Regions from separate parts of the Homo sapiens genome. Here all the other regions are linked to region 3. Evidence: chromatin loops called from intact Hi-C (ENCODE). Cell type or tissue: ascending aorta. All regions are shown on one strand.

Region 1 (4,000 bases), 110 kb before region 3:
CCAGCTTACTCAGAGTGACTTGCTCACTTATCCACTCAACAAAGCATTGGAGAATGCCTGCCGGGTGCCTGACTCCATGTACTGTTCTAGGTGCTGAAATGCAGCAGTAAAAGAGGGAGATTGTTGGCTGCTTTGGTGGAACCTACTTTCTAATAGAGGGAGAGAGAAGACAAATCAATCAAGAATGCACATGAAAATATCAGACACTGATAAATGCCACTGAGGAAGTAAACGGAAGGCCGCACCTGGGGAGCCACACTGCTGGGTGGTCAGGAAGGAAGGGACATTTTAACAGAGATTGAGTGATGAGGACTCACCTCGTGAAGACCTGGAGGAAGAGCAAGTGGAGCAGCCGACACAGCTGGGGCAAAAACCCTACAGCAGGGATGAGCTCAGTATCTCAGAGGCGCTGCCTCCGACAGAAAAGAATAACAGCACATCCCCCGAGTTTCTAGAGGTTTCAACCAAATTTTGTTCTTTTGAAGACTCAGGTTTTATCTTTAAAATGAAAGCAAATTTTGGGTTCCAGTCTTTGAGACAACCATATTTATTTTTGTGTTAAACCTATCTGTCTTTAAAAAAAAAAGAGAGAGAGAATATACTTGGATTGAGGTAAGCCAAGATTAAACTTCTAAAAGGTAACATCCCATAGTCCAGAGAAATCTGACGCAAGGTAGCTAGATGCCATTTCATCCTCGTGTTTATCGTTCACCTGGCAGTGACAGAATCTGGGCCTCCAGTAAGTCCAAGTCCAATTCTCAAGAACACATGACAAGATCTGACTTGGGTGGGACAGGAAACCTCCTTGGTGGGTTATTTCCTCCATTCCCCCAACCTTAGATCCTGCACAACACACATTATCAGCAGGTTTGTTCCTGAACCCCAGGACCATGACTCAAGGCCATGAACAACTTAACCCAAGCAATCTAGGAATCCTGGCCTGTGCGGTGTGCCACATCACCTGGTCAGATCATCTCCTCATCAGATGACTGGTATGGCCTGAATTGTGTCACCCTCGCATTTATACACTAATGTCCTAATCCCCAGTACCTTAGAATATGGCCGAATTTGGAAGTAGGGCCTTTAAAGAGATGATTAAGATTAAATGAGATCATGTGGTGGGCCCTACTCCAGTATGACTGGTGTCCTTATAAGAAAGGAAGAGCGACCAGGGATGTTCACTCACAGAGGAAAGGCCATCTACAAGCCAAGGACAGAGGCCTTGGAAAAAACCAAAACTGCTGACACCTCGATCTTGGACTTCTAGCCTCCAGAACTGTGAGTAAATTTCTGTTGTTTAAGTCATCCAGTCTGTGGTATCGTGTTACAGCAGCCCTGCCAGATTAATACAATAACCCAACAAGAGCCCAAGGTGAGGGGACTCCAGGGAATGGGCACCCCAAAAGTAAAGTTTTAGAGTTTCCTTTCCCAAAGTTTTCTCCACCCGAGATAGAGTGGTCACTGGTTGGCTTCCTTCCTCATACCTTTAGAACTCACCACGGGCCAGCTCCATGTCCCCAGCTGGGCACTGTGTCTCTGACTCAATCCATTCCTTTCCCAGCCCTCAGGATCCTGTGCTAATGAAGGCATCATCAGCTTCAGCCACGCTTTTGTTCTCTACACCATCCCTTCAAAGATGGAGGTTGGGGCAAGGACCCCTCCCTGGAACCAGGCCAAAGGTTCAGTATTGGAAAAGCATTGATTCTTTCCCCATAGTCCTTAAATATTCTTTTTACAAAGACTACACCAGATTAAAACAGTTCCGTGGCACAATCTCTACAGGTCTGTTAATTCAGGACAGAGCTCTGGAATTAATGGCCAAGAACAAGAACCAGCTTTATTATAACTGCATCAATTCCAACAACATGTGCTGGGTAAATATTACCTCCAACAAGGTCCAAACTAGCCTATAGCCAAATGCAGCTTATAACCATGATTTTCCCTATACTTCTTCCTCCTAGCAAGATTTGGACTTCTCTCTTGATGAATCAGGCCTCTAGGTCATACATCCAACTGGAGAAGCCAGAAGTAACATCATCTTGGCCAAAACCAACAAGTCCACCTCCCAGTTGTCCCTCCTCTGGGAAACCGCCCATTTGGCTCTGCAGCCAGCACTGCCTTCGTGGCATGTGGTGTAATGGATGTAACCAGGACAGTGTGTACCAAAGCTGAGAAAAGTCTCCATGTATGACACCAAGGCCAAAAAGGAAAAGTATGCCAGCGTCTGGTTCAAAAGTGGAGAAATGAGACAAACCTGTCTGATGACCCAACTGTACATCCCATCCAATCTATGAGTCCAGCTATGGTGACTGGAGCCACTACGATGTTTATTCTTATAGCGACATGTGAGGAAGGTAACAGGAGTATCAGGCGAGGGAAAGGGTGAGGCTCCTTGGGACTAAGCACACTCATATTTGTTGGTTTGTTTGCTGAGTGTGTGTTTGCTTGTGTCTTTATTTTACGCAGAGGGCATTCCTCAAATGCTGGGTGACCTTGGCTGTCTGTTCATATTTAAGAGTGAGACATCAAAAGTTGATTGCCACCTGCAACCCAGCAACTCCACTCCTAGGTTAATGCCCAGGAGACATGCATACAAATATGCACCAAAGGATACACACAAGAATTCCCGTAGCAGCTCTGTAATAGCACACCACTCAAAACTACCCACAAGTCCATCAACAGTAGATGGGATAAATAAATTGTAGCATATAAACACAACGGGATTCAATACAGCACTGAGAATGAACAATCTATAACTACATGCAACAATATGAATGAGTCTTACAAAAATTACGCTGAATAAAATAAGTCAGAACCAAAAAGCATACATGCTATGTGATTCCATTTATTTAAAGACAAAACATGCAAATCATTAATGTGCAAGATGAGAAGTCAAGATAGTGGTTGTCCTTCGGTGGAGATAGTACACATTACACTTATATAAAGCAGATGCTAGAGGGAAAGCAACGAAAAATAGAGAAAAATACCTATAGGGAGAATTAAACGCACCATTCTCAGTAGGAGACAGGTCAAATGGACAAAAATTAAGCATATATGTCAAAATCTAAACAACCTAATCAACAAGATGAGTGCTTAAAATATTTTTTTAATTTATTTTTTGAGACACAGTCTCGCTCTGTTGCCCAAGCTGGAGTGCAGTGGTGCGATCTTGGCTCACTGCAACCTCCGCCTCCCGGGTTCAAGTGATTCTCCTGCCTCAGCCTCCTGAGTAGCTGGGGTTATAGGCACCTACCACCACACCTGGCTAATTTTTGTATTATTAGTAGAGACAGGGTTTCACCATGTTAGTCAGGCTGGCCTCAAACTCCTGACCTCGTGTGATCTGCCCACCTTGGCCTCCCAAATTAAAATCATTGCATCCTGATTTAAGCACACGAAAACACATACACGTTGGGATTCTGATTGGAAGGGTATTACATTTATATGTTAACTTTAGAAGAGTTTATATTTTTATGTCATTTCATCCATGAATATGGAATGTCTCTCCATTTGTTAGTATAGAAAAAAGCTATTGATTTTTGTACATTTATCTTACACATAGCCACTTTACAAAATTCTATTATTAATTTTAATCGTTATTAATTCTACTAATTTGCTATTAGACTGGGTTTTCAATTCTACCAGACCAGAAAAAGAAAATATGATTTTTCCTTCTTTGGTAATACTCATACAGATTATTTCATTTCTTTTCTTATTTCATTCGTAAGGACTTCCAAAAAATGTTCAACATTAGCAGTGATAACAGGCAAACTTGTCTTATTCTTTATATTAAAAGAATGATTCTCTCAGGCACTGCTCAGAACCAAAGGAGCCTGTCTCCTTTAGCCACCATGCACAGGCATTTACCAAGGTCCTGACAATCACAGCCCCTCATTCCAGGAGCCTGCAGATACCCTGGAGATGGGGTCACTAGGCGGGCTTGAAAACCCCAGGCTCTCTCCACTCTTTCTTTTCTTTCCTTTGCTTCCCTTTTCTCTTT
Region 2 (4,000 bases), 100 kb before region 3:
TTACTTTTTATTCTATTTTATTTGAGACCAAGTCTCGCTCTGTTGCCCAGGCTGGAGTGCAGTGGTGCGATCTTGGCTCACAAGCGCTCTGCCTCCTGGGTTCAAGTGATTCTCCTGCCTCAGCCTCCTGAGTAGCTGGGATTACAGGCACATGCCACCACGCCTGGCTAATTTTTTTGTATTTTTAGTACAGACGGGGTTTCACCAAGTTGGCCAAGCTGGTCATGAACTCCTGGCCTCAGGTGATCTACCCACTTTGGCCTCCGAAAGTGCTAGGATTACAGGCATGAACCACAGTGCCCAGCCAATTATTTTAAATTAATAATCAGTTAACAAACCAGTAATTATCAGCCTTTTATATTTTATAATCCACCAATTTCTATTTTATTCCCCTAAGCTGTAGGTGCCTTTTATTCTTGTTTTTCAAGAAGGAGTTTTGCCTGGGCACATAACATTGTACACTGGTTCCTGGGCTCAAGGTTGGGTGCTACCACTTGGCTCAAGGCTGGGTGCTACCACTCTTATGCGTCCCCTGCCAAAGCCTCTGTCATGTTGTGCAGTTTCCCGTACACTTTGCCAGCCAGGACTAGACTGTCTATTGATATTTTTCTCTCTCCCTGATTCACCACCACGAGGCTCTGGGTGGGGAACCATGAAAGGGATGCGACTTTGAAGAGCCCTCAGAATGCCACATTGGTTCCCCTGTCGCCGTACACACTCGCCTCCAGCGGTGCCTCCAGACCACCCTGCCACTGCTTTTTTTCTTCTTTTTTTTTTTTTTTTTTGAGATGGAGTCTTGCTCTGTCGCCCAGACTGGAGTGCAGTGGCACGATCTCAACTCACTGCAACCTCCATCTCCTGGGTTCAAGCAATTTTCCTGCCACAGCCTCCCAAGTAGCTGGGACTACAGGCGCATGCCACCATGTCTGGCTAGTTTTTGTATTTTTAGTAGAGACAAGGTTTCACCATGTTGGCCAGGCTGGTCTCGAACTCCTGACCTCAGGTGATCTGCCCACCTTGGCCTCCCAAAGCGCTGGGATTACAGGCGTGAGCCACTGTGCCCGGCCACCCTGCCACTTCTTCCATCGAAGCCCAGCCCACGATGCTGCTTCCCCTCCCTGCCCCACTCCATGTCCAGAGCCTCTGCCCATCTCACCAGTAAACACCCAAGAATCAGTGGGCTGCAGGGAGAGCTCCACCAATCCCCCTTGGTGCGGTGGCTCACGCCTGTAATCCCTGCACTTTGGGAGGCCGAGGTGGGCAGATCACCTGAGGTCAGGAGCTCAAGACCAGCCTGGCCAACATCGCGAAACCCCATCTCTACTAAAAATACAAAAATTAGCTGGGCGTGATGGCGCACGCCTGTAGTCCCAGCTACTCGGGAGGCTGAGGCAGGAGAATCGCTTGAACCCGGGAGGTGGAGGTTGCAGTGAGCGGAGGTTGCAGGGTCGCACTCCAGCCTGTGCGACAGAGTGAGACTCCATCTGAAAAATAAATAAATAAGCTGTCAGAAAAAAACTCCAGCTGGCGTCCCCCTCCCTGCAGCCTGAAGTCTGGAGGCAGAGACAGTATCTAATGGATCCTTATAATTTTAGCCCAAAGTGCGAATGAGGGCATGGCAAAGCCGCAGGCAGAGTTTTGAAGCAATTAACTATGAATGCAAGGGGCCTCTCTCTCCTGCGTTCAGCCAAATCACAAGTGTATTCCCTTCACTCATTACAATGTAGCTAAGACAATTAAGTATTGTCTAACTGTGGCGCAATTAAAACCCCTGTAATTAAGGAAGGTGGGGGCCAGAAGAAAAGGACTCTGGTTCTGAAAACTCAGCCCGAGTCCAAGCAAAAGAGCAATGTACACATTTGCCACTAGATGGCAGGCTTCCTGCTTTATTCGCTAGCTCTCCCAATTTTATTAAATACAGAAATGATCCTGACCAGTACTCTAGCAATCCAATCTTCCAAAGCTTCCAAACACATTAAAACTCATAGAATGTTAAAGGTGGACAAAAGTTTAATGAATTTTTTTGCCGAACCTTACATTTACAGAAGAGAGAGAGAGAGAGTCCTAAAGGTAAACCCCAGGTTGTTTTTCTATTATTCTACTCTGCCTCTAAACAAAAGCCACCCAAAAACCTCCTTAAAAAGAGACATAATATAGGTGTGTTCCGTTTCTGAAAAATGCAAACAGCGCTGTTATGATTTTTTACACCTTTCTGCATGTACGTAATGCTGACAGAGAGATGAACTCTTCCATAAACATGGTTGGATGTTTACCTCGTTTCTGTCTTCTTTGTGAGCTTGGCGAGTGCTGGGGCTAGTCAGTAACTTGAAGTCCAAGATCCCTAATTCAGCTCTGTGCTCTCACAGCCTTACCAAAGCCTGGTAAAAGGACAAATGAGACATCCGAGTTGGTTGTAAGGAAGTAAAGTGGAGTCCCTACAACCAGCTGGGTGACTTTAGCCAAGGGACTTGCTTCTTGGGACCTTGATTTCAAAAAAAGGGGACGTTGGATTCACTCTATCATCTAAATCTGTAAGTGCAAAAAGTAATACAAGAGAAGTGTCCTGTAGAGCACGAGGAATGTTGCAGGACATGGGTTCTCAAAGTGTGGTCGGACCCCTAAGCGTACCCTCTCCCTTCTCCGATTATGTATCTATTCAAGGACAGGTTTTTTTCATAGACTTCAGTTAAAACAACATGTCAGCGAGGCGTGGTGGCTCACACCTGTAATCCCAGCAGTTTGGGAGGCTGAGGTGGGAGGATCACCTGAGATCAGGAGTTCGAGACTAGCCTGACCAATACAGTGAAACCTTGTCTCTACTAAAAATACAAAAAGTAGCTGGGCTTGGTGGCAGGCGCCTGTAATCCCAGCTACTCAGGAGGCTGAGGCAGGAGAATCGCTTGAATCCGGGGGGCAGAGGTTGCAGTGAGCCGAGATTGCGCCATCGCACTCTAGCCTGGGTGACAAAGCAAGACTCCATCTCAAAAAAAAAAAAATCACAAGAGATGGAATGAAGGAGATATGAGAATCTGTAGACCAAACATTTAAAAGATTTGCAAAAATATAAAACAACACCACTCTGCAAATGTCTTTGTTTTAGAAAATATAGCTATTGTTGGTAAAAATGTGTAATTTATGTTAACATGCAATGGATTTTTACAGTTATTGTTACATGTATTAATAAATATTTGAATTTTCCCAGCTATAATTTCTAATATAGCAAGGCAAATATAAAAATGTCTCACATGAACAAAAGCTCTTGGAGGCTGTCAATCATTTTTAAGAGCATAAAGGGGTCCTGAGACCAAAAATTTGAGACCTGCTGTTGTAAGTTTCATCAGTCCCTTTCTTAGCTCTGTTATTTATCTTTTCATTCTTCAGAAGCAGAGAATTGTATATCCAAAGATGTTAATTTCAGCATTATCTACAATAGCAAAGAAAAAAGAGACTAAAAGACAATGTCTAACACCAGAGGAAAGGTTCAACCATAATAAATATGCTCCATTGACCCAATAGAATTAGATATTATAGTATTATAAGAAAATGATTAGGGGCCGGGCACGGTGGCTCATGCTTGTAATCTCAGCACTTTGGGAGGCCAAGGTGGGTGAATCACTTGAGGTCGGGAATTCGAGACCAGCCTGACCAACGTGGAGAAACCCCATCTCCACTAAAAATACAAAAAAATTAGCCGGGCGTGGTGGCCCATGCTTGTAATCCCAGCTACTCGGGAGGCTGAGGCAAGAGAATCACTTGAACCCAGGAGGCTGAACAGAAAAGGACAATGGCCTCTTTGTCCCTAGTGTAAGAGAGCTGGGGGGAGCCCTAGGAACCCACCAATGGTAAATTTAAAATGCTGCCTTAAAGGTATTGAACAAGTCCGGGTGTGATGGCTCATGCCTGTAATCCCAGCACTTTGGGAGCCCGAGGCGGGAGGATCACTTTAGCCCAGGAGTTCAAGATCAGCCTGGGCAACATGGTGAGACCCCATCTCTACAAA
Region 3 (4,000 bases):
CTGTAAGGACCCTCTAGATCTGACATGCCAAGATTCTTAGAAAAATAGAATGCAGTGGCAGAGCTCCCTACCATAGAATCTTCTCTTTAGCAATGGCTCTGCCCACACCTGAGACACCCTGTTCCCTTGGCTCACTCAACCAGTTGTCAGACTCACCATGATATGGTATTTCCACTGCGGGAGGCTGCAACTGCCCCAGGCCCTCAAAGGGCCAGATGGAAGCCTCTTCCTGGGGCACAGGCTCAGGTGCTATGCTCCAGGCCAACACCGCTGGGTCCTCTTCCCACTGCTCTGTGGCCAGGGCACCCACTGGGAGGGCAGCACAGTCTGCATACTGGGGCTCCGACTGCATGGGGATAGCTGCCCACATGGAGCCCTCCACCCCCTCCACCTCCAGCAGTGGCTCCTCTCCTAGCATCTCAGGGAAAGGCTCATCCAGGTTCTCTGCAGCCCGAAGGTCACTCAGCTGCCTGCTGGACCACCTGTCCTCTGAAGCAGCATTCTCTTCTCCAGGATTATCCATCAGAAGTGCCAGGCTGCTCTGGGCTAGTCCTTTATCTATAAGGGGCCCCTCACTTGCAGTTGAGAGCACCTGGCTCAACCCTTCTTCTCGCCACTGCTGCAGCAGGCCCTCACATTCCTCCTGCTCAGGGCCCCGAGGGGCCATGGCAAAGTCGCCCTCTACCTGGGGGGATGAGCTGTTCGCCAGAAGGACATTTTTTCGACATGTGAAGAAAGCATCTAGGAGGAAAGCCAAAATACCAGGTTATAAGACTGTCATCCAACCCACACTATTCTCCCAGCTAAAACATAAGCCCAATAAAAGCAAGACCCATATCCACCTTGCTCATCATTGTACCATCACTGAGCCTGCCTACCTTAATGCCTGAACATCATCATCATCATCAGGGCAAAGTATTCACTATGTGCCAGGCACTGTTCTTTACAAGTGTTGACTAATTTATATGGCAGGGATCTGATAAATATTCAGTGCATGAAAGAACAGCTGTCTCACATAATCTAGAACACAGATGGGCACATATACCCACACTCCTTTTACATGACTTAGTTAAGACTACTATTAACAAACTCTTTGGTTCTAAGAATCACATTACATTGCAACCAGCAACTGACTGTTAATCAGAACTGTGGGTTATGATCTAGCACCAAAATTAATAAAACTGACCTTGAACAATGCCCCTAGTCAGATGAAGTTACTCTTGACTGTAAAATGGGGACAAGAGGCCAGGCGTGGTGGCTCCCAGCACTTTGGGAGGCAGAGACAGAGGCAGCAGGATCACTTGAGGCCAGGAGTTAGAGACCAGCCTGGGCAACATAACGAAACTTCATCTCTACAAAAAATTAAAAATTAGCCAAGTACGGTGGCACATGCCCATGGTCCTAGCTACTTGGGAGGCTGAAATGAGAGGATTGCTTGAGCCCAGGTTGACGCTGCAGTGAGCTATGACTGCCCTTCTGCACTCCCGCCTGGGAGACAAAGTGAGACCTCATCTCAAAAAAAAAAAGAAAAGAAAAGAAAAAAATAAATTTTAAATTTAAAAAAATAGAGACAAGTTTGAACTAGATAATCTCTGAGCTTTTCTAGCTGTATAAATTCCCTAATCTATTAATGTATTCCAAAAGAAAAAGTCCTAAAGTAGACAGTCTCAAAAATCTATACAATTTACATCTTAGCAAGGGCCCTTAAGCCTTTTCTCAAAGCTACTTATTGTAATAAAATCTTCACAAACTTCATTATCTGCTTTCCCATTCCACAACACATCAGAGGCTATAAATTACAAGGTGCCAACAATCGACAGTAAGAGACAGCTGACATCTCTCTGATACTGCAGCCACCAATGACAGCCAACAGGCAAGAAAGAAAGTGGGAAAAACTCTAAAATTAGAGCCCCCAAACTCTGAGCACAGTATTTTGGTGAGAGCAAACAACTCCTACACTCACACACTCAACCATTTATTTACAGCACAGGACGAGTAACATGCACGATGCTGGCCCTCAATCACTAGACTCATTTTATTGGCAATTTTTTTTTAAAGGGAAGAAACCTTAAAAGTGGCTCAAATATTGAAAGACGGTTCAAATATCTTGTTTGGGGTCTATGTATATTTATGTCCTTCTAAACAATGGTTTTAACCACGGTGATTTTGCCCTCGGAAGACATTTAGCAACGTTCAGAGACACTGTTGTTGTCACAACTGCAGCATTGCTACTGGCATCTAGTGGTTAGAGGACAGAGACGCTGCTGAACTTCCAACAATTCACAGGACAGACCCACACCAAATGATCCGGTCCAAAACGTCAACAGTGCTGAGATTGAGAAACCCTGCTCTAAACCTATGTATGGGCTGGGTCGTTGAGCTTTAGCCTCAAGGACTTCCTGATTATCTGCCCCTTGAAATATCCTCTGTGTATACCAGATGGCAGAGGTTCTTTGGTTCATATGCACGAAGTTACTAGCTTTCAATTTTGGTAGATGTCTTTTGGTGGTGGTGGTGGTGGATTTTCAGCAGCAGAATGCTTTTGTTTTTTAAAAATCTTATCTGGAAACCAAATATGCCAAGTAAATATAAGTGGGACTACTGTAATGTGTAGGTGGGGGGGCGGGGGGGGCCCTCCTCTGAGATCCCTAGAACTCTACTGGTCTGGAAACCTCTGGACTAGTATACTGTATCACTAAGGCATTAGAAGAGCTCCAGGAAAAACAGCAACATAGTTAAAAGAATATGTTTAGTTCTCTGGAAACAATTACTTCTGTGGAGTTTCCCACATTCCTCAGAAGTATGGACACACAAGACATTCCTGAATTCACTGAGTGCCTACTGTATACCAAGCAATGTGTTAACACCAGAGATACAGCGAACAAAATGGACGTGGCCCTGCGCTCCTGAAGTTTGCATTCTAATGGCAGATACACAGTAAAATTTAAAATATTTCTATATGAAATATATATTATCAATGACACACACATTGCGTACCAATTGTGTAAAGTTCCACAAAGGAAAACCACAGAATATACAATTGGAGCCCTCATTCCTAAGTACTTCTTGGTCCTGTCCCATAAATTAAAGGCAAAAAGTCTGCGAGTTCCATGGGATCTCAGAAACTGATGGTCGCATAAAACCCTCCGTAATTTCAAAGCCCAGAAATAGAGAATGCAGACAAATTATGAAACAATAACGAAATAAACACCCCCTCTTTGAGGTATCGACTGGGCATTGCCCCCACCCCAGCACATCTCCCTCTAAACCGCCGGGAGTGGGGGCAGGAATGCTCCAAAGCTGAGATCTAAATGTGTCTCTGATTGAACGTCCGTTTTTCAACCAAAGACACCGGTGAGCGAGAGCTGCCAGGTGGCAGTGAAAGGCGAGTGTGAAGTTAACCTGGGGAAGATCGGTGCGTCCAGTACTTCGGCCATAAACCTCCCAGAGCCGACCCGCCTCGCCCGCTGAGAATTTGGGCACTCGCCTAGGTCCGAGCTACTACCCCTTCCCGACCCGCCGGGGTGCTGACTTGGCCGACCCCACAATTTCTCTGCACCCCCAGGGCCAGGAAAGGGCCCTGCCCGTCCACAGCTCCTCTCCACCTTAACCGCGGCCGGACGCCATCTGACAACAGGCGGGAGGAGGGGCCGCCCACGAGGGACGTCGGCCAGGTCCAGGCCTCGTGGGGTCAGGAGGGGCCCGCGGGGCAGGGGCTCAGGACCGCCTCCCTACACCTCGGCACTGCCCGGGGCACGGTAGTCGTGAGGCCCGGCCAACCGCACGCCGCCCCAGGCCCGCGGAGCCCCGCAGAGGCGAGCCCTGGCCGGGCTCCTGTCTGTCGGTACGCCTGGCCGGTACCTGAGAGGGCGCGGAAGAGGCGCGTGGCCGGCAGCAGCAGGTAACACAAGCACGACGCGATCATGGCCGGCCGCCCGCGCCCGCCTCCGCTCCTCACTGCAGCCAGCAGGTCCTCCCTCAGCTCGGCCCCGCCCCCGGC

Evidence for each region. Hi-C counts contacts between places; a loop is a spot of excess contacts. Peaks named below come from ENCODE experiments on the same cell type or tissue, not always from the same donor. Only the 100,000 strongest peaks of a DNase experiment are listed, where the experiment ranks them.
Region 1: a loop joins it to region 3, with 4 times the contacts of the local background. A loop is called at or near these places in 28 of 110 quality-filtered maps.
Region 2: a loop joins it to region 3, with 6 times the contacts of the local background. A loop is called at or near these places in 28 of 110 quality-filtered maps.

Annotation. Positions count from the first base shown.
Region 1 is chr14:76,700,092-76,704,091 of GRCh38, forward strand. No RefSeq gene overlaps it. Among named protein-coding and RNA genes, the nearest start is that of VASH1, 59 kb to the right of the region's middle. In ascending aorta, no CTCF peak of the experiment used is centred here; a DNase peak (open chromatin) is centred at 2,120; H3K27ac peaks cover 2,367 bases.
Region 2 is chr14:76,708,438-76,712,437 of GRCh38, forward strand. LOC105370577 (a long non-coding RNA gene) reads right to left here. Exons shown (of 2, transcript XR_007064273.1): 2 at 1,993-2,378. Among named protein-coding and RNA genes, the nearest start is that of VASH1, 51 kb to the right of the region's middle. In ascending aorta, a CTCF peak has its summit at 1,884 (motif pointing right); no DNase peak of the experiment used is centred here.
Region 3 is chr14:76,808,903-76,812,902 of GRCh38, forward strand. It overlaps ANGEL1 (angel homolog 1), which reads right to left and starts at 3,980. Exons shown (of 10, transcript NM_015305.4): 1 at 3,862-3,980; 2 at 157-741. The coding sequence starts at 3,925. RefSeq lists enhancers at 3,021-3,595, 3,596-4,000 and a silencer at 3,618-4,000. In ascending aorta, a CTCF peak has its summit at 2,224 (motif pointing left); DNase peaks (open chromatin) are centred at 2,289 and 3,589; H3K4me3 peaks cover 2,232 bases; H3K27ac peaks cover 1,036 bases.